Linked DNA regions of Mus musculus: region 1 is linked to region 2. A link is a loop called in an ENCODE intact Hi-C map of the cell type or tissue named here. Cell type or tissue: left cerebral cortex. All regions are shown on one strand. Each heading gives the region's core, and the rest is flanking DNA. Links, peaks and the distances in the headings are about the cores only. Region 1 overlaps Gm52545 (a long non-coding RNA gene). Region 2 has its middle 74 kb from the start of Gm52545.

What was found. Peaks named below come from ENCODE experiments on the same cell type or tissue, not always from the same donor. Only the 100,000 strongest peaks of a DNase experiment are listed, where the experiment ranks them.
Region 1: it touches region 2 in a loop (2.3-fold over the local background); 4 of 42 quality-filtered maps call a loop at or near these places.

The regions. Positions count from the first base shown.
Region 1 is chr2:4,014,450-4,025,796 of GRCm38, forward strand. Gm52545 (a long non-coding RNA gene) reads right to left here. Exons shown (of 3, transcript XR_003953991.1): 2 at 9,840-9,951; 3 at 8,876-9,158. It also overlaps a transcript of Frmd4a not described here. Among named protein-coding and RNA genes, the nearest start is that of Gm52545, 12 kb to the right of the region's middle. In left cerebral cortex, for the core only: a CTCF peak has its summit at 4,205; DNase peaks (open chromatin) are centred at 3,336, 3,576, 3,798, 4,141 and 1 more place; H3K4me3 peaks cover 3,028 bases; H3K27ac peaks cover 2,556 bases.
Region 2 is chr2:3,951,815-3,963,161 of GRCm38, forward strand. No RefSeq gene overlaps it. Among named protein-coding and RNA genes, the nearest start is that of Gm52545, 74 kb to the right of the region's middle. In left cerebral cortex, for the core only: no CTCF peak of the experiment used is centred there; DNase peaks (open chromatin) are centred at 5,858, 6,710, 7,213, 7,516 and 2 more places; H3K27ac peaks cover 396 bases.

The DNA of each region.
Region 1 (11,347 bases), core at 1,010-9,009, 62 kb after region 2:
TTCTTCATCTACACATCTGTTGGTCACTGTTTTCTGAATAAATGTTTATTTAATATAGATGAAGTCTTTATTCCCAGAAGTGTTCCATGGTGGCTTACATTTCTTATGTCCTTATCTCTACCACTTTGGGGTGCTTTCCCACCATCTGGGGTGCTCCATTAGCCTCTGAGTGTCCCCCACCCTCTGAGGGTGCTCCCCTACCCTCTGAGAATGCTCCCCACTCTCTGAGTGCCCTCCCCTACTCTCTGAGCGTGCTTGAAGTTGTTCCCTCAACCTCTGGGAGGTGCTCCCCACCATCTGGGGGTGCTCCCCTGCCCTCGAGGGTGCTCCCCCACTCTCTGATGGCTCCTTCACTCTGTCTATCCCCCCTTTTCACCCATTGCCTACATTCTGCTCTCTCCCAGAGTGAGCCCTTACTCCTGACTCCTTATCTGTAGTATTTGACAGCCCTCTCATTTCTCAGCTTACCGCTGGCCATGTCTTGATGTTTAGAGCTGTGCAAATAAACAAAATGGGTATCCAGTTTTGACACTGGATTATCCCTCTCCACTTAGAAGATAATAGCGAGTAGCTATGTTCACTGTGCCATGCATATATGTATAAAATTGTCAAAACTTAAATTTAAGAAAATAAAAAGTGTTAATAATATAAAGCACCTATGAATGCCCAAACAGAAAAGCCAGGAACTATTTCATTACCATGTGTGAAAATTTTGGCATCTAAAAAATACAATACATGTACTTTTAGCCTATTTGATTTGCTTACTTCCTGGATTTTCTTGGGCCCTTGTTTTCCCTAAAATCCAGCCACTTTCCAATTATGGCGCCCTAGCTGCTGTCAAGGCCGTTTTAACCCTAGTGCTATTTGCTATCCCCACCTGCTCCATGATGCATCCAGGCTCTAGGACTGGTTAATCATGTACACTGGACTGGGGTAGAGGGAAATCTATCTTGTAATTTCTTCTACTCCATTCTACTCATAGCCCCTGAGATCATTTCTTCCTTTCAGTGAGGTGCACAGAAGAGATGGGTTGGATTCCTTCATTTGTTGAGGGAATCTGGGCTTCCAGCAGATATTCGGTAAGTATCTCTACACAAAGGAAGCCATAAACAAAGGCAAATGTGCCAAGGGCCACAACTGTGGTAGATGAATGTCTCTTAAGTCTCCATCCTTTTGCTCAACCTGGATTTCTCCACACTCGAAGCTACCTCTGCCTATTTCTGCAGTATAAACCCAGCCCCTGTCCACATGTACCACTTGAAGTAGCTTCAACTGTAACGTGTTTTACACTTCACAAGTACACGGTCCACATAGAACTAAGCAGAGCAGCAATATTTTACAAGATACCTGGTTATTCCTTGGAACTCATTTCAGAGACTAACCAGAAAGGACTCTCCTGTCTCCATGCTACCTAACTCTATGTTTTTAAGCACCTGATAGCATTGTCCATAGCTTACATTTGTAAACAGTTCCTGTGTACATCTCACCTCCTCCAAAATGGAAAGTTCTTTGAAGGCAGAAGGGCAAAGCAGGCACTGTGCAAGTATCAGCTGAACATTCAGAAGACTATGGGTGAGGATGGGCCAGAGTGAAGGTCCCTAAGTCACTAACAAGATATGTTTCTCATGTCATCATTTCTTGATTGCCAATATTAAGTTTTAAGTATTTTGACACTCTAGTGTGTCCAGAATTTCCTCACAGTTCTGGGCTTTGAATCGTCAGGTTCCTGGTGGCAGCAAATGATTCTCTCAGGGACTCCTGAGGTCAATTATATTTGAATCCAATCAAGTGACATGAAATAAAGGTTCCAGGTAATTAGGGCACCACAGGAGAAATTAGAAGAGTAGAAGAGCATCTTTTCTTTCTTTCTTTCTTTCTTTCTTTCTTTCTTTCTTTCTTTCTTTCTTTCTTTCTTTCTCTCTCTCTCTCCCTTTCTTTCTTTCTTTCTTTCTTTCTTTCTTTCTTTCTTTCTGTCTCTCTGTCTCTCTCTCTCTCTCCCTCTCTCTTTCTTTCATCCATTCATGAGAATGGTGTAGTGATTATTCTGTGCTTAGTTCTATGGTGGACATATAAACACCTTAGAGCAGTGGTTCTCAACCTTCTTAATGCTGTGACCTTTTAATGCAGTTCCTCATATTGTGGTGACCCTCAACCATAAAATACTTTTCAATGCTACCTCATAACTGTAACTTTGTTGCTGTTAAGAATCATAATGTAAACATCTGATATGCTACCCCATGGGGGTCCCAACCCCCGGGTCGAGAACCACTGCCTTAGAGAGTACATTCAGCTGGAAGATGACCATCACTACAATACTTGTCTTGCACTTGTGAGGACCTGAATTGGATCCCATATCCTGCAGATGCAAGTCTGGGCAAGGTGGCACACACTTATGACTTCCATGTTGGTGAGATGCGGCTAGCCAGGAATTGGGGCTCCCTAGATAGTATCTAGTCTAGCTTAGTTAGAAAAACAAAAACAAAAAACAAAAAACAGGTCTGTGAAACAAAATAAAGGTTGACAGAGCCTAAGCAATGATATGTGAGGTTACCCGCTGGCCTCCACATGCATATGCATACATCTGCACATAGATTTGTGAATACACATGCACACACAAGTGCATGCGAGTTTATGCACACACCCACACATAAAATATATAGGGACAACAACAACACTTATTCATAGGAACATGTAAAAACTATCTATTTCTTCCTTTTCCAGGTTCCTCATGTACAATATCAGTCCCTTGTCTCTGCATTTCACACCACCCAGTTAATTTCCAGGCATTTGGGGGTCTTTACAGTAGGTGAGTGAAAGCAGAGATCAGAAAAAGACATTAAACACCACTGCAAGAAGTGCCAGCAATGGACACTTGTAATTGAATGAGAGTCTATAAGAGTCTATGAATATCGCTGTGCTCCCATAAAGATGCCTTGATTTGTCTAATTTGGAGAAAGACTTAAGCGACACTGAATATATAGTATATATGGTATAAAACAAAACCGGTGGGCAGCCTCCTGCTTTTTGTTTTCCATTGACATCTTCAAGGGAAAGTATCCCAGCGATAGGATTTTCAATTTGCCTTTTTGTCTTAAGCAATGTCCTTTCTTTCAAATTTGCTCCTCTGCCCTCCCTCTTCTGCACTAGGGAGGATCCTTCAAAATTCCTAACAGGCAGCCCTGTGGAGAGATGGGAGGGAAGGGAAGGGAGGGAGGAAGGGAGGGAGGGAGGAAGGGAGAGAGAGAGAGGTAGAGGGTGTCTGGCAGTGTACATGTGGTACAGGCAGAGGGATCAGAACGCTCACAGAACAGGCAGTGTAATTCCATGTTCTTCCTAAGTATCAGCCCTGCGGGGAGCTCTGCCGGCAGTCTACTTGGAGAGGAAAAGTAGATTTGGGGGAAGATGGAAGGAGTCAATTCCTAAGTGAGTTGGTCCTCACTCATCCTTGAGGGCATCTCCTGATCTCCAGTGACTGCTCAGACTCGGCCCTCTCCCTCCCAGATACTTGCTTTAGCAGAAGAGACACACCTTTCTGCAGCAGGGAAAAGCAACTGACCAGATTGCAAGCCGGTAGGTTGTGACATTCAGCATGTTTATGCAGCAGAATTTGCTGAGAGATGCAGGGGGGCGGGGTGTTGGTCGGGCTGGCTGATTTATCTGCAGTGGGGAATGTTTTATTTTAATTGTCAGTTCAAAGCAGAATTGTTGCCTAGGCTAAGGTGGCAGCTAGAATTGCTGCATTTCAGGCTCCTGGGCTGCGTTTGTGTTCCATGTGGTTTCTGCATGCAGCTTGGAGAAGCTGGGGAGAGCTCACCTTTAAATAACCTGCAGCTTGCTACGCTTCTTCTACTCCATATGTAATTTTTGCTCTTCCTAAGCACAGTTCCCACCCTATCTTCTCAACATCCCCTGCCCCTCTCCCCACCCTGTGGGAAATGTGGCCTAGCTTCACCTTGAGCCCTTGGCTCCCTAAGTCTGTCTGTCCGGCTGCTTTGCCCTAGGTGCCGGTAGATGCTGTGCTGCTGCCCTGGGCCCAGGCAGACTGATTCAGCAGAAACGTCTGTGCATGGGAGTTGCAATCAGGGACCATGGCAGTGCAGCTGGTGCCGGACTCCGCTCTCAGCCTGCTGATGGTGAGTGTGCTGGGGAGGAGGTGGGGCCCAGGAGGCCCCCACTCCAGCCTTCCCCTGCTGGCCTCAGGGACTGCTGCTAACTGCTGTGGCTGCTGTCATGGCTGCAGACACGGAAAGCACGGCTCTGCTTCATCCAGCAGGCTCCTGTGAAAGGATTTCTTGGGTCAGAGAATTAGCGTGACTAAGCACTCTCAGGGAAAAGAAGCAGTAGATTTGCCATTTTAGAAACTTGTTGCTGCTGCGTGCTATTTTGAGAGACGTGCTTACAAACAGGTGCTAAGGGTGTCTCCGAATGGATCTCAAGACGCCTCCTGTTCGCTCAGCATCCTTTGCTCTGGGGTCTTTCAGTCTAAATTCTGAGAGTCGTGCTTGTTTGTTTGATTTCTTTCCATGCCAGCTGTGGGGTTTATAAAAAGATTATTTTAATTTTTTTTGGGGGGGGGGTGCTCCAGACTGAATGAATAAGGCAACCTTCTCAGGTTCCCCTAGAGAACCCAGGGTGGTTCAGGGTGGCCCTTCGGCTGTCAGATTAGTGGAGTCTCCTCTCCCATCTCCAGATGGCAGGGAGAACTGACATTTATATGTGTGTGAACTGCTGACCTACTTTAGATCCCTACGGTTTTTACAATGTTAAGAAAGCTGTTGCTCTTAGTGCTTTGAAGCAGGCAAGGACAGCGCCAAGCCCCTTGCAACCCAACTGGCTTTTGACTTGACCCTGGGTTCAGTTTGCTTTGCTGCCTTGGCTCCCCTCCCTCCTCCTCTGCTGCCCAGTAGTTCACAGGCCCTGGCAATGCTGCCTCTGGAAGAAGGCTGCGTCAGCTTGGCGTGGGAATGTACCTAACGTTTACTCCGGAGAGTTTACGAGCAGAGTCTAAGTGCTCCTGTATGGTGTATTGATCTGTGTTTTCTGATGGAGATGGGAAAGTGCAGCTTGGTGAGGGTTGATGAGTTTATTAAGGCGACTGGGAGGAGTGGCTAGAGTGCTTGCCTCCTAAGTGGCGAGCCTCATCAAATTAAGAGGGACTTCCTCCTTGTGCTCCGTTAGCATATGTATATATGTATGTGTGTGTGTGTACACACACACACACATGCATTTGGTCCATGGAGTCACTTGAATTGCTAGAAATTGCTTGGGCCTCTCGGACTTCTGGTCTACCAGAAGGAGGAATTAGGAGTGAAAGTCATTGCTATAGCCATTACTCTTTAAATGGATTCCCTGATTACTAAGGCCACTGTGCGATATTGCTACATATTTCATTGTCTACTGTGGGTCAAACGAGTCCGTGGTCAAATTTCTGAGTATCTGTTATGGTTGCTAACACTGTACGCCAATGTCTGTGAGGAGATACTTCGAAGAATGCTGGAATCATGAACATATGCAAAAAATATAATCACATATCCTTCTATGTGTGAATATACATACATGTTGTCTAATATTGCTAGGTAAATATAAATTCTGCAGTATGTTCATAGAGAGTAAAAAGTTTGTTAGGCCTGCCTCTCTGCCTCTGTACTGATGCTTAAATGTATGTCTGTTTTTACTACATGACCCTGAGGATGAACACTTGGTATTCAAGCAAAACAAAGCTTTGCATCCTAACTCATTGGGCTATCAATGCCATGTGCCACCGTGTGGACTCCTAATAATATTAATATTAACATCGTTTTGGCTATCATTTCAGTTTGGAGTTTATCCTCTACTTTGCCTAGCACTCGCTTCCTGCCTGGATGAAAAGATTGTGATCTTTTCTCTCTGGGAAGCCAGGAAAATAGCCCTTGACACAGCTGTGGACCAGTAGGTTAGAGCCTCCCAGGAGCACTGCACATAACCAGAGTCACTTCTAGTTCACATTTGGTTCAAGGAAGAGTTCTCCTAAGAACTTTGCTATGTTCTGCTTTTTAAAGGGTAAATTCCAAAGTAATTGCTTCCTAGACATGTTTTTCAATAATTTATAAACAAGTGTGAGAGAAAAGAAATGGGAAGAAGAAGCCATTCAGTGGAACTGACTTAGCTGTGAGTTCAGGAAAGAAACTATATGAATTATTATGTATCCTCTCATTAATTAGCCAATAAGCTCTTAGTATTTATCAAGCACTTGCTCGCTGGAGAGAGTAGCATGGTATAATAGCAAAAGCCATAGCTCATGACAGCATGGTTTCAGGGACGGTCAATACCCTGTGGCCTGAGTGTAGCTGTGGTTTGCTGTGTGCAGTCCTTGGGCTGCAGGAGTACAATCAGCTGGAATCTTTGTTTGGTTCTGGAAAGCTAAAGATCTCTGCATTCTGTCTCCAGCTTCGCCACTTACTGGTAATATTGAGCATGTCGCTTCTCCTCTCCTGGTTATGTAGTCTGCTGACGGGGAGGGTCTAATGCACCTTTCTTTCTGTTGGGCAAAAATTAAGCTCTGTAAATATGCTATCTAGGATAAAGTTCCTGAATAGCCAGCTTGAGTACTTTATTCAATGTTGTCACCTCCCCCCTCCCCCCCGCCACCCCCTGAAACCCAGCACGGGAACAGCATTGCTTTTTTAAAAGGTGGCATTTGGTTTCACCCAGGTGGCTTTTCTGCCAGAGAAAGTATGTTTCCGATCATTAGCTGGTTGTTTACACTCTCCTGTCAACCCCAAAGAAGCCTGCTTTGTTCCCCTGAACAAAACCCACTGACCCCAGGACAGTACCTAACATACCTTTGCCAGTTAGATGTGGGTCTTTCAGGAGGAGTCCAGCATTGTGTACTAGCCCTATGGGAGAACTACACTGATTCTTTCCATAGAGGGTAGGAAGGGTCAGATGCTTGTGAAAGTTGGAGCAACTCAAAGAATCGATGAAGGGTGAGTGGAAGAGCAGATTATCCCTGGTGAGAAGACAGCCTCACACGCATCAGAGACTCACCTACCCATCGATGTAGAGATTCTAGGAATCCAAAGAAGACACTGCCTTGTTCCCGATGCTACTCCATACAGCTAACTGTAGAACAGGTTATTTGTTGAGACCATGTGAGTTCAGAAAAACTGAAATGACTGAAGCATGCTGCCATCCAGAGGTTTGTTATTGATTGCTTGATTGATTAATATATATATTGGTATAAGGTATTTCTATGTAACCCAGTCTTTCTTGAAACACTTGATCCTCTTGCCTCTTTCTACTTCCTGAGTGTCAGGCTTATAAGCATGTGACACCATCCCTGCCTTGGTGATCACTCATTTTGTGCATCCAGAATATACATATATGACTAAGAGGCTGCCAAGGTTGTCATATGCCATTTTGTGCTTTAGATGACAAAGGCTCATGCCTTTGAGATTGGAAGATTAAAGCATTTTTAAAAAACTGTTTTTGTTACATTTACACATGTGTGTCTGTCTGTCTATCAATATGCATGGGGAAATCTGAGGACAGATTTTAAGAGTCAGTTCTGTCTTTCTACCACATGGGCCCTGGGGAACCAACTCAGGTTCCTGAGCCTTGGTGGCAAGTTCATTTATACTGTGCACCATAGTGACAGTCCTACACTAGTTTTTAGACTAAGTTAAGCTGTGAAGCAATAAATAATGGGAACTGTGCTTTTCTATAAACAGAATGTCTTTCCATATGTTATCCAATCTCTTCCAAGACTTTTTTTTGAGACAAAAACACCTGGTAATCAAACATCGAGGACCTGTCAATGAACACACACCTGAAATTGATGGTCCAGAGTCCCAAAACCAAGGCTTACTGCTACAGTATTAAATCAAAGAATTTGACACACAGGATCTTCTAACACATTAGATGAGTATATATTTGGCCTAGATTCAAACATTCTTTTCGTCCAGTGTTTCCAGTCAGAAAGTCTTATCCTCTTATTTAATATTTATTATTTTTCTGCATTAATATGCAAGGTTGAAAAGAAGGTACAAGTTGCTGATGAAAGATACTTGGGTTAACACTAACAGGAAGGACAATATTTTATCTACAAGAGACTCCTCATGTGGTCAATGTTCTAGTCCTTGAACTGTTGTTGTTGTTGTTTGGTTTTTTGTTTGTTTGATTGTGTTAAGAAAGAATTTGCCAAGGTCATGTTTAACAGTGGAGAGATTTAATGGGTAAAAACTCAAATTCATAGGTAAGAGAAATTTATAAGCGAATCTTTGTAATGAAGGTAATAATTGAATGAAATGAGTTACTTTCAGATGTCTGACCTTTTTTTGGAATGCACAAGCTTCCTCAAATTCTTTTTCCCTAAGCCATTTTTTCTCATTTAGACATCTTCCTCTTAACTATTATTTGCTGACTATAAGGAATATGGAGGCTGATCACTGGCTTTAACAAACTTACAACTGAGTTGAACAGACAGGGTAGCTTCCTGGAAATGAGAAGACAGCCTCTCTAAATGAGACGTGTATGTAAGACGACTTGATAGAATCACATAAATAAATGAGGCTTAACAGAGCACATCACCAAATGAGCCCAGGACAGAAGGCCTGGATTCAAAGGCTCTGAGGCACAACTAGAGTGGGGCTTACTGAAGCTTAGGTAAAAAATGTTACAAATAGGGGGCCAAGAGGGGGAATTTAAAGTCAAGAGAGTGAGTGAATTTTAATGGAGTCTGGATGTGTTTGGCACATGAAGATCTGACAGCTACGGATGGATTTCTTTGGGGGCACAAATGGCTAAAAGGTCAGGAGGGCAGGTGGAGGTGTTCTTGGAAGAGTTAAAGTCTTAGTTCCATCACCATGGTATTAGCTCCTCCCTCTCTCTGACTGTGACAGACTTATTCAGGGTTTATAATGAACTTTCCTCACATCCCAAATGACCAAAAGTAAATAGAATTCAAGTTCTTTCCCAAGAAATCTTGCTTCTGTGCTACTATTACTAATTTTGATGTTTCCAAACTGCTTTTGTGTCTGTAGTTTTGCTAAATGTGCTCCACAGTACAAGAAAGTCAGATGTATCCCCCGTTCTATGAAGAAGCTGAGGTCCAGAGAAGGTAAATTGCCTGCCCCAGAAGGCTCGTGATGCTGCTGAGCTACCATGCTTACGTTAATGACCTGTGTCGAAAGTTAGAGAAGAAGAAGATGTTAATACAGGTGTGGATTTCTAAAAGTCCTCACATTGGGTCATCCAACCGTACTAGGTATCTGGGTATAAGGTAGAGCTTATTATTAATGTTATTTACTCTCTAGAAGAGCTGTTCCCAAACTTCTATGGGAACTGGTTATATCATTGTTACATCTAAGTCAATAGCTAATATCCTTCTTAAATTCAGTTATCTATCTTCTAAGGTTCAATTTCTTGATCCATAACTAAAAGCTTGATATTAGTGAGTTTTAGCTAGTGTTTAACGTATAAATGTATCCCTTTAAAAAGGAGAGATTTGATGTCAATGACAATAATGCTAACTCATTAATTTTTGTTAGATTTGTAAATTTTCATTTTTATCTTATCTGCCTTATTATATTTAAATAACAGAAACTTGCTCAAACCACAGCATTTTTAAAAACATGAAAAAAAGTAAATAATTGAAGTGTTTAGCTTGGAATCCCTTCCCCCAGAAGCAGCCCTATGGTGACCAGTCCTGAGGATCAATAAGGACAGATAAGTAAGCAAGCTTTTCCTCAGCTGCTTACATAGTCTCTCTGACCCTCTGGATAATGAGCTGTCCCTGAGCCAATAACAAGGTCTGACAACAGGGATTTCTGACTAGGCAGGATGGATTCTGGAACACATACCTTTCAGGAAGTAAGAGCTATATCAACTGGCTGGTAATGCCACCCAATCAAATGGAGTAGAGAGACCAGTTTCTGAACAGAGAAGGGCTATATCCAGAAGAAGGAGGGGAGTCTGGCAAGGCAGAAATAAAAGATGCCCATTTGTAATAGTCTTTGTACCTTATATACCACAATCAGGCTCCAATAAAATTACTAAGAGAGATAAAACATCAATCAAGCACTGGCCAAATTTCCTTCAAAATAAATATATTTAAAGAAACCGAATTATCTGATTTTTTTTTGGAAGATCAAACAAATCTCACCTTCTGTAAAAATGAAATGGCAATTACTATATATGACTTAAGATAATTCACTGAGCTACACATGCAAAGTATTTAGTACTGCTCTCAGCCCAAAGCAAATACAGGCTCAGTATTAGTAAGTGTTTGCTTTATCTTAAACTAACATAAAATGACTATCCTTCTATCTATCTGAACTTAGCTCTTTGGATTCCTGTATGAGCCAAACTCAAGTAAAAAAAAAATTAGTAATTACCTAATTCTGTCTCGGCACCCAAGTCTAGGAAGCAAATGACCACGTTTTTTGCATTTGGGAAAAAGATGTTTCCAGGGTCACGAAAACCCATTCCAGTCACACACAGATTGAAATTTACATTCCTGCCTTCAATCACCAACAAAAGTCTCTTACCCTCTGAAGAGAAATGACTAAAGTATAGGCAGCAATATGTTCTCTCTGGCAAATGTCAGACGCATGCCTTTCAGAGCTGCCACACATGATGGGGCGGCGGCTGCAAGAGCATCTCTGTTAAAAATTAATTGCATGGCTGCTTTGCAAAGCTTAATAGCAGTTTGGAGAACATATGTTGCAAATATAGGTAGCGGTTTCTCATTGAGCTCTGCGCCAGGATGTGATTTTTAATGGAACACATGGTATTTAGCCTGGTCATCATCAAAGGTTCTGAAAACCGGCTTAACAAAGACCATATATAAATGTGGTAAATACCGAGCAAGGGAAACTGCAAGTGAGGAGAACCAAATTCCGGTGTCAAGGTAACACTGGCTGGTGGCTCACACTGTATCATAATGAATGCTCTTTACAATCCTGGATATTGAAGTCTCAGTCTCACAGTCTAGACCTGGGGAAGCAATTTCCTGAGTGGTAGATCCAATTCATCTCCCCGAGCAACATCATGCATACTTGCAGTATTAGCTATCTGCACATTGGTGGTTTCCAAATCAGACCTTCAGCACCAGCCTGGCCCCCAGGCTCTAGCAACTACAAACCCAAACTTATCAAATTTATCCCCTTGCTTATCCCACAGGTGCCTCAAACTCAGTCCCTCGACTCCCTGCAAAGATTTCTGGGCTTCATCCTCATCTATATACTTTCAGTTCATGGGTGGTGATGCCATTTGGCCTGTTGACTGGGACCCATCTTTGATTCTGAGCTGTCTCTCATCCACCCACCCTAGTTAGCCTCAGGCTGAGCTCTGCCCGATTTCTCAGACT
Region 2 (11,347 bases), core at 1,940-9,939:
AGTTGGTACCATACTTACATCCTTTGCCACTCCTCTGTGCGCAAAGGCTGCTGCTTACCCTAAGCATAAAGATTTATTTTCGTCTTAGAGAACATGCTCAACCTGCTTTCTGGGCAAGCTATAAATACTGGAGGCTTAAGGGTCCATAAAGGAGCTCTGGATCCATGGTAGATAGAGAACTGATGAGAAAACACTTGCTATTTTACTCTTCACTGTCTCTCAGGGACCAGCCAGCTTCAGCTGTCCTTAGTGGTGTCTGCCTTGATCACTGAGGCCTGACTTTGACTAGGGCAGTTTGAGTAAGCATCTACATTCATCCTAGATATAACACCAACAACAGAAGACACCATTCCACCCAACTAGTGAATTGTGAGGTTAGCTGGAGTTACTTATAGGAGCATGGGTGACTCAAGGCCAGCCACAGCACCAAGAAATTCTACCCAGCATGGGTGGTGATCCACAAGAGCTCAGTCTAGCTGGTCAGAGGGTCTCCTGTCCTTGGCGGTTCTGCTTACATCTCAGAGAGGAGGGGCTCTGAGAATTCTGTAACTTTCAGAAGTTTCTTAAAGCTTATAAGTTTTATGAACTTTATGATTGCTGTAAATATCATTCATACACAATACACATACTGAGAGCCACACAGTTCCAGAATGTGCTGAAGTGAAGGCTGGATGAAAGTGAAGAGCATCACTGCTCTACCCTGTTGCAAGGAAATATTAAAAAATGAACCACCAAGTTTCCACATTCCATCCAGCTACTCTCTGCTCACCAACTCTTCAGTGGGGCTGGAGCTCCCAAATTCCCTTTGCTGCCATGCCAGCCCCACACAACGACTGTCCACCCCATGGTCAGCTGCCACAACACCCAACAACCCAATAAAAACAAACTCTAGAAGCTTATAATTGACAAGTCAGATTTATATATCAATAAATTCTCAATACACAAGATGCCCACATAATAATTTCAGGGCCAATTGATAATGGTACAAGCTGCCCACCTAGATTAGACAAGTTATCCCAATCATTCTATCCTTTATGATATCATATCTACCTGTGGCTATTTAATGCCAGGCTGGTTCAGGATCTTTTTCCTGACCATCTGCCTCCATCTTGGCTTCATCCTCTCCCTCCTCTGTCACTCTCTGTCCCTGCAACTTCTAGTTCCACCTCCCTTTTTCCTGTCCAATCACAGGCTTCCTGCTGCACTATTGTTTTAATGTAATTGGACATGGAAAATCCTGAGACACTACACTGCCATCCTGTGAGCTTTGTAGATGTCAACTTTAGTAAGTGCTAGGGGAGAATTTCCCAAAGACATTAATTAATTCTTGACTCCAGCAGCACATGAATTGCTAGCTTGCTTCAAACTCCTACCAATACCTGCTTCTACTGAGTGTATAGTGATGTCACACTGTAGTTTTAATTGGCATTTTGTTGATGGCAGGGATGAGGAATGTGTTCTATAAATTTATGCCGTGGGGAAGTCTTATTTTGTGAAATATCAGTTCCAGGTGTGTTTGTCAGTTTTTCTATTGGCTTATTAGTCTTTTACTTATCGATTAGTAGGAATTCCTAATGGAATCTAGAGAGGAGTCATTTGCCAGCTCTATCTGTGAACATAACTCCTTCTGTTCCCTGAGTTATCTTTCTACTCTCTAAATAGTAACTTTCCATAAACAGGATTTAAAAATTTTTAATAGTATAATTTATCTTCTTCCACATTTAAGTTTGGTATTTTTGTATCCTATTTGAGAGTCTAATTCAAATATAGGATGGGGAGGATAGCTTAGTCCATAAAGTCCTTCCCTTGTAAACAGGAGTGTCTGAGCACAACCCCAGTACTCATATAAAAAGTTTGATCCTGCAGCATGTGTTTACAAGCCCAACACTGGAAAGGGGTTAGCAAGCAGACTGCTGGGGCTCACTGGTTATCTAGCCTAGTCTAACCTAATTGGCGAGTCCCAGGCCCCAGTGAGAGACCCTGTCTTAGAACATCAAAGTAGATGGTTCCTGAGTAGTGATACCTGAGGGTGACCTCTGACCTTTACAGGCATTTGCAAACCATTACATATGTATACCCTCTAACCAGACCATACACACAAATACATAAATACTAAGAAGAAAAACACTGAGGTGTTGAGCATGCTCCCATGTGACAAGAATCAGGCATCTCTCTCTGGATCTTCTCCTTCAGTTTGTTTGTTTGCTGCTGTGTCTGCGTTGTTCTTACTTGTTAGTCACACTCAGTCCCTGCTACCCTACATCTGTAACAACTCTTGACATTTAGAGATGGAGGTTTTCCAATGTTGTCTATTTCTACAAAACAATGGTCATGGTTAAGTGAAACACCCTTCCCAGGCTAGTTGGGGCACTATTTGGAAAGGTGATAAAATGTTTACCAACTGGGCATCTCTCAAGGAAGCAAGTCATGGGGGTATGTCCTTGAGGTAATGTGTCCAAATGTGCCCCTGTATGCCCTTCTACCATGACGTTTCCTTACCACAGGCTAGAAACTACACAGCTAACAAGCAAGAACGGACTGAGACCTCTGAAACGAGCCAAAGTAAGTCCTTCTTCCTTTAATGCATGTGCATCAGGCATTTTGTCACAGTCATAAAAGTCCAACCTATGCAGTTAGCAGTGTTTTCTTAGGATCTGGACTTCTGTGAGCTTCATATAATTTTCTTATCTATTGCTAAAGTAAAACTATTCTAAATTTACAGTGCAGTTATACATTCATGTTCGAAAAATGGGTTTGTTTATAAGATTTATATCTTGCAGTTGATGAATATGATATTCCTTATCTACCTTGGCTCCTTTAATTTTCCTTTATTTTCATTCAATGCACAGAGCACTATGTGAAGCATGAGGCTACAGGAGTTAGCTATTTCAAAGGCAACAAAATGATCAGCTGAGGGAGAACATATGCCCTTGAGTGACATTGAGCTAATTTTTATTAACTAGAAATGTCCAAGATAGTATATACCAGTAGAAGGACAGAATGACTGAATCAGGGTAGGACTGCAAAAGGCAGCCTGGTTCCTGGTTGAGCAAAGGCTAGAAACCCAGGTGACCCTGAAGGGATGGAAGGTGTTTTGCCTCACTCCTGGGCACCCAGCTCCTATCACATAGCTACAGCCCCCAGCAGCTTTCTATCAGTCACATAAAGGCAATGCCCCAACTCCCTCCATATGTAGAGGGCATGACCATAGATCACCTAGGCTCAATACAGATTTCAATTTTAATGAGGTACCTAAAGGCCTGAAGGGCTTAGCCAATTAAGCTTTCCTTCCCATACACTCCTCCCTGCAAAAGGTATTTAACCTCAGGCCTGCCCTGAGAAGTGGGGTACAGTTTTACTCATCCACTTTACACCATGACAATATATGTCTTAAAACCATAGCCTGCATCTTTTCATTGGGATCTGTCATGGGGATCCATGGAGAAGGCCTTCGCTTAAAGAGCTGCTGTCTAACCTCCCATAGAAAGTCTCTCTATGTTTCCAGCCATGACTGTCAAACCAAGGCCAAGCCCGCAGCCCTCCAACAAGCCAAAGACTTTGGGATCCATCCTGGGCTAGATCCAGCCCATGGGCCCCACTCTAGTCTCAGCTCTTCTATAGCTCCCACTGGAGCCTAGGTGTCCAAGAGCCCAAGAACCAGATGGCGGGCCCCAGCCTCCCCTCAGGCCAGGGACCCCAGAGCCAGATCCAGCTGTCCAGCACCTCAGACTGTGCTCCCCACTCTTGGAGTGGAATCCCAAGGCTTCCCTGTAGCCCGACAGCCTAGAGACTGCATGGGGTAAGTGCAGCCAAAACTTCCTCGTCCTGTCTCCCTGAGCTGCTGAGCCCTGTGGAGTGACCAAGCCCTGAGGTGGAGTGAAAACCAATAACCAAACAACCCTACAGATCAGTGGTTCATAACCCTCCTAATGTGATAGCCCTTTCCTATAGCTCCTCATGCTGTGATGACACCCCAACCATAAAATTATTTTGTTGCTACTTTATAACTATAATTTTGCTAATGTTATGAATGCTAATGTAAATGTCTATTTTCCCATGGTCTTAGGCAGCCCCTGTGAGAGGGTCATTCAACTCTCAAAGGAGTTATGACCCATTGGTTGAGAACCATTGCTTTAGAAGGAAAATTATGCACCCTCCCCAATTAAAGGGAGTCCAAATCTCATTTACCTCTAGATGAAATTAAAATGAGATAGTAAAGGAGAGTGTGTTAGCTTCATTTGTTTTTAAAACTTATTTTTAATAAGGGTTTTTACATGCCTTAACCTCCCTTCTAGCCCAACCATCCACTAGAGGTAGCAGAAAAGAAAAGTTACTAGGATATGGGGGAAGTGGATCTGTTTAGAGCTAGTTCTTTGGAGCAAATCCAATTCACATTGACAGGCTATCAGCAGTTTAGTTCACAGGAATCAGCAAAAGCAGGTCGATCCAGAAGAAGGCCCAAAGCTCTGCTGTATGTTGTTTAGAAGTAGTTCCTTGTGGTGATTTCAATCTCCAATTGTCAGGCTATCAGCAGTCCAGTTCAGTAGTGCCAGGAGAACAAACATGAATCAGCAGCAGTAGCATGATCCAGCAGAAACAGCCAGGCCTCCACCTAATGAGCAAGAGTCAGCAGGAGTTACCAGGGCCAGCAGGGACACCAGAAGTTCTCTGGTGTGCCTCTTTCAGAAGAGATAAAGACATGAGACCAGCAAAGCAAAGCTAACCATGCAAGCCTGCTCTCACTGTCCATTGAGACCTATTTATACTCCCTCCAAACATCATGTGCCCTCCCACAGGTCTTGCCCCTCATAGGTCTTACCTCAGCAAAACACTCTGAGTCTGTCTTAGCAATGCTCCATGGGAGTCTGTATCAGCTGATAGATCCAGAACCTTCCACATCATTCTGCCAGATGGCCCAAGTCTGAGAAAGCAGCAAGAAGCCACCAGAACACCACCAGCATTTTGGTATGCTTCTCTCTATGGAGTCACGACAAATGATGATCAATAAACAATGGTAAGGCATACCAATACCATCCAGCATCATCCATCGTCTGTTGTGTTATATTTATATTACTTCTAAGCATCATGTGTCTTTTCATGATATGTGAAGCATGATATGCTTTAGCAAAGTATCATTTCTTTCACCTTTGTCTGCTTCAGCAAAACATTCTTTCACGTGGCTGCTTTAGCAAAATATCCTTTTACTTGTGTGCCCCAGCAAAACATCACTTGACTTAACTGACTTTCTAAAGAAACCAGAAGTTTCCCCTTTAAGAGTGGTCCCTCCTTCCACAATTCTAATATGAAGAAAAGACACAGACATTCCCATGGAAAGAATGTCAGGTAACAGTGCAACTAGAGATTGGTGTCCCATTGCTATCGGCCAAGGAGCACAAAGGCCTTTTGGACACCATCAGGAATTAGGAGAGATTCATGGAATGGTTTCCATTTCAAAGCCATCAGAGGGTACCATGGGGCCAACTCTTTAGTTTCAGATTTCTGAACTCTAACCTTCAAGTGAATTAGTTTCAACTGTCATAAGGTATATATTCGGTTATATGCTCAAGAGGAAAAAGCACAAGACACAGAGACTAGGACTATCCAAATGCCACTCAGCTCTCAGGCTCTACCCCATCTCTTCTTTTGCTTCTGCTCAGTATTACTTGGGATGACATCCAATCAGAACATGGGGTCTCAGGGCTCAGGCAAAATCCTCAGATAGAAGAAAGTCTTAAGTCTAATTTGCTTGGAGAGAGTTCATCTCCAAGGCTTTTACATTTCCTAATATGTGAATACTTCTTTTATTAAGAAAATGTGATAAGTATAAAAAAATATGCAGAAGTCTTTTTTGGCTCATTTTTCATCTGGCCACTTCTTTACCTTTCACTGCCAACACTGCTGTGATGAGGGAATGTGAGGGCTTCCCTTTCCCTCACACCAGACTCTTCACACATCTTAAAGATTCTCTCTCTCCCTCTCCCTCTCCCTCTCCCTCTCCCTCTCCCTCTCCCTCTCCCTCTCCCTCTCCCTCTCCCTCTCCCTCTCTCTCTCTCTCTCTCTCTCTCTCTCTCTCTCTGTGTGTGTGTGTGTGAGAGAGAGAGACAGACAGAGAGAGACAGAGAGATTGTGTCTTCTCTCTTCTCCTAAAAACTGGGGTGAAATGAGGATGGGTTGAGTAGTGTGTTAATTAGAATTCATATATATCGAACCATCTCACCTAGCTGGAGCAGAAGGATTTGATACAGTATGTAGATGTCTTACAAAGAAACCAGTGGACAGGTGTAACACACACACACACACACACACACACACACACACACACACACACCCTCAGCTCAGGTTTCACTGTGAGCAAGAAGAGAGCATGGGGCGGAGCCTGCCGCCCTTTCGTTCTGCCACTCCCACTGCTGCTGCCTGCCGCCCTGCTGTTCCGGAGCCAAACACGTGGTCACCTGCAACTTTACTCCAGGATGATTTGGCTGGAATGGGTCCCTTCCCCTGCTTCATAACCCAGTGTCGGGAACAGTAAAATTGAACCTTGATCAGAGTGGTTGTCTTGGTTCCATCTCTATCGCACCGCCTAGCCCCCTCTTCTCTTCCAGTATCCAAGATGCCTTTCCAGACTAGAACCCAGACATGTGAGCGGCTGGTGGGCCGCAACAGACAGGAATTGAGCAGCACCAGGGAATCCCTGGGAGTCACACTGCCTCTGCACAGTGTGGGTAGGTGGCTGCTTCTGCTGCAGAGATTTTGGAGGCAGGAAGCCTGGTTGTAGAGTCATCCTGTCTGTCGTGATTTGTGCCAGCAAGATGGAAGATTGCCACCCTCCCATCTCTCTTCATAATCATCCTATATTTATATCTGGCATGAATCGCTTGGACCCAAAATCACACCAAGGTCACAGATGCAGGAAAGCCTCAGAAATAATGTTGCTTTTGACATTTGAGCCTCTGCAACATAAAAAGACACATGAAGGGGCTAGGATGGATACACAGAAGTAGACTGCAGTGTCTGTCAGAGACCAGAAGCTGTTTCTTTGTTGCCATAGTCTTTTTCAGGAGGGTGGGCTCAGAAAGCGATCCCTAATTTGTATAACTTTGCCATGGTTGCTTCTTTAGGCGTACAGTACCAGTCTGCTTGCCTCTCTTCTCCTGATGTCTGGCAGTTCTGTGTTCTGAGATTTAACTCTTTGTGATGCTGTTTCTGCGGTGATTACGCTAACATTAGGGACTGAACACTCCAGAAAAATCAGAGGAGCCATTTCCCAGCCCATGGGTGGAACTACCAGACTACCTGTCTTGTCAATATGTTTGAGGTAGGAGACAATTCTCTAACCCTGCAAGCATCCTTCTGCCATGGCTTTGTTCTTGTAGCCCTGTTCCTGGGATGGGCTACAGTCCTGTCTAACAATAGCACATAGCACTCTGCCTGTACATTACCTCTCCATCCTCTCTATCCCATGATGCTGCTGACATTTGAAATAGGATCAACAACACATGCTGCTAATTGGCACTAGCACAGGATCACACATATGTAATGTGTGGTCTAGCCACCCTCTTCTACTGTGGCTCAAACCTTACAAGACAGCCCGGAAACAGCCAGTCTTTGGCAGCCAATGGGATAAAGATGTACTCTGGCAATGGTCCCACTTACACAGGAAAGAGGGTAAGGATGTGATGGTGCCCAAACCTGGCAGCCATCTTATGTCTTCTACTCAAGTGTGACAATGACAGGGGAGCAAGCTGGCCTGCATTTGTGTGACTCTGATGTTAGGGGAGGGTCTGGGGATTTTACAAATCCCTGTGACATTGGCCCCAGGCTCTGGTCAAGAAGAAACTGCTGCTGGTTAACTCTTCATGTTGCTTAAACTCATTGTAGCAGTGGCTCTGATATGTTGGATCTTAGGAGAAGGAACAATGGCTCAAGCATTATATGATGGCATGTGATGAGTCAAATAATTCTGATTTCCTTTCCTGCGTCCTCAACCTGAGTTTGTTTTTAAGAAGTATATCTATCAACAGTGTGACAGAAAACAGGTGGGATAGTGAAAGAGTTCATTAAAGGAACCTTATTTATTTTTAACATTTTAAGAAAGGTTTTACTCATGTCAAAGTATGTATGCGTGTGTTTGTGTGTTTATATGTGTGTATATGTTTGTGTGAGTATGTGTGTGTGAGAGTATGTTATGTGTGTATATGTTTATGTGAGTATGTGTGTGTGAGAGTATGTTATGTGTGTACATGTTTGTGTGAGTATGTGTGTGTGTGCATGTGTGTGAATATGCTATGTGTATATGCATGTTTGTATATGTGTTCTGTGTGTATGCTTGTGTATGTATTCGTGTTTATGTGTATATGTTTGTATGTGTATATCTGTGTATGTATGTGAGGGTGTTATGTGTGCGTTTGTGTGTATATGTCTGTGAATGTTTGTGTGTGTTTTACAATGGGGTTTTGTAGGACGAAAGAAAGGCCTACCTAATTTTACTCCCAAGCACAAGAACAAATAACATTGGAAGCCAAAAGGCAAGGCGAGGCTGTTGATGAGTCACTATGGAGAAGAAAGAAACAGCAAGCCTAGGGGATGTTATTTTAAGAGACCTACCCTCCTCAGAGAAGCTTCTTTTCGCAGTGTTAACACAGAGACAGCCACAAGCAGACAGAGAATATGCAGAGTGAGAGACTTTGGATCGCTGTCCTAAGCAGGAGAGCTTCATCCAACTCCTTTCCTCTGGGTACAGGGATCTCAGTGTAAGAGAAGGTGCAAAGATTCTGAGAACCAGAGGTGTGAGATGATTCCAGGGAGACAGTGTCTTCCAGACACAACAGGATGGATACACATATGAACTCACGGAGACTGTGGCAGCATACAGGGACCTGCGGAGGTTCAAACCAGACAAAATCCCTGCATTGAGAAGGGGAGGCAGACATAAGGTTCCATCTCTAACCAAGAAGCTATTTACAGTTGATACCATGCAGGGGAGGGGAAATTAGATTCCTCTAATGGAGTGTCAGTAAGTGTATCAACCACGCACCAGGGCAGGCCCCATGCCTGACACAAAATGAACTTTATGTGGGCACGCGTGCGCATGCGCGCGCGTGTATGTGTGTGTGTGTGTGTGTGTGTGTGTGTGTGTGTACTTTTTGTTTTGTTTTGCTATTGTAATGGATAGGGATATGGGAAGGATCTGAGAGGAGTTGTAGGAAGGCAAAGAATATGATCAAAATACTCTATGAAAATTTTTAATAAAAAAGAGAAATGATATTAAAATAGAAAACAACATCACTGGACACACTAAGTCATTACCTGGGATATATAGTCCTTTATAGAATAATTTTTGGTGAGCATAGAAAGTAATAGATTATATGCATTGTATCTAATTGTACTTCATATTTGTTTCTTCACTCCCAGACCTCCTCCTCAGTGATTTCCTTAGTCTCTCTGGTTTACCTTCTGATTTCATGCATGCCCTGACCCCCGCCCCCCCCCCCACACGCAAGCACACACACAGTGTATAACAGTCTAATTCATTTTTTTCCTGAAATGGCATAATTTTGTTCAGCTTTGGAGCTGAATGAAGCTATTGTATATATAGACACATTTCCTTTAACTTGTCACCGGATGGTGGGCAGCTAGAGTATGTCACTTAGCCATTGTTGACTGTGCTTCAGTAAACATGGAGTGAGTATATCGTTTGCATTCCCAGATTCTCCTGGGCAAATACCCAGCAGCACTATAGCTGGATCACATGATAGATCTATTTTCAGGGTTTTGAGGAACCTCTGTACAGATTTTCTAATGGCTGCACTGTCAGCAGTGTGTAAGGGTTCCTGTTTCTTGAAAGGTACTTGCTAGGCCAAGTCAGCATGGCTTTTGTTGATAGCAGGGGAAGAATTTCACCAAAATCGACAGTGAGGGGTATGAGGGGGCTGGGAGGCTGAAGAGATGGTTTGGCAGTTAACTGTATTTGCTGTTCTTATAGAGAACCTGACTTCATTGCCCAGAACCCATGTGGAAGCTCACCATTGTCTCCAACCCCAGGAAATCTAGTGCCCCATTTTTGGACCTCCACAGGAACCAGGAACACATGTGGTACACATATAAGTAAGCAAAACACTCTACATATAAATAAAGTAAAAATGAATACATATATTAAAACTTTAAAAAGAGCAAGGAGCTTTTGGCAAACTGTTACAGTAGTATTATTGCTGAAACTGGGTGGAAAACGCCAAGGACAGAGCCCAAGTTTAGGGACCTTGAGAGCTTAAAGGAGATCGGTCAAGGAGAGAGTGTTGGTCAGGTCTCTGTCCTGTTCAGTAGAAATGTTACTCTTCCTTTCAAAAATGTTAAGTCCACTATTTCACTGGATCACTTTGTACTCGTTAAGGATCTTGGGATTTGCTGACCAGTGGACATTTACTACAGGAATCAGGTACTCCAATTGAATGTCAACAGAACAGACTCGGGAGTCAGATTGAGATTCCTCATCTCCATCCAGTAATCCATACAAGGACATCAAAACTACACACTTAGGATTCTCTAGACATGAGGACAAAGCAATCTCATCCAGATGCAATAGATACCCTTGTTTAAAAAATGTTATCACACAAGGCTGGAGAGATAGCTGTTAAGAGGGCTGGCTGCTCTTCCAAAGGACTGGCGTTTAAATCCCAGCACTCACATGGTTGTTCTAATTGTTTGTAATTCCAGTTTCAGGTGATTTGACATCCTTACTCAAACCTACATGGAGGCAGAACACCAATGTAAATAAAAAATGTTAAAAATGTATCACACTAACTCTTCAGTGGTGAGGAAGTTCACATTCAAGGGAAGCTAGTGGGGTTCCACAGAGAAGTGACTTAGGACTTCCTTTAGGGATGGCCAACTGGGGCCAGTGATGAAGCTGCTAACTTCTGTTTGAGGGACAAATAGGCTTACACTCACCATCCACACTTAGCCCCCTTGGGTGTCACTAAAGTGCAGCAGAGACACCAATAGAAAGCTCTGATATTCAGGACAGGAATGAATTTTCTTACTACCCATGAGCACTTGCCCTTATTCTTCTGAATCTATTTTCATGGTAGATCACAAAATAAATGGCTGTCATTAGGATGCCATAAAAAGTATCTCAAAATGTCCATGAGTATGGAAAACATTGGGAAGGACCCTTCCTTTAGCACACAGTGACCACTGTTTGTATGGACTACTGTGTTTCTGCTGTATATCCCTTTAACAGACAGCCCCTGCGTTTATTTGGGAAGGACTTTTTCCTAATCATACAAGCTCAATGGAACTGTCAGTCATGTCTCCTGCCATTCCTGGATCACTATATGAACAAAAATGGTCT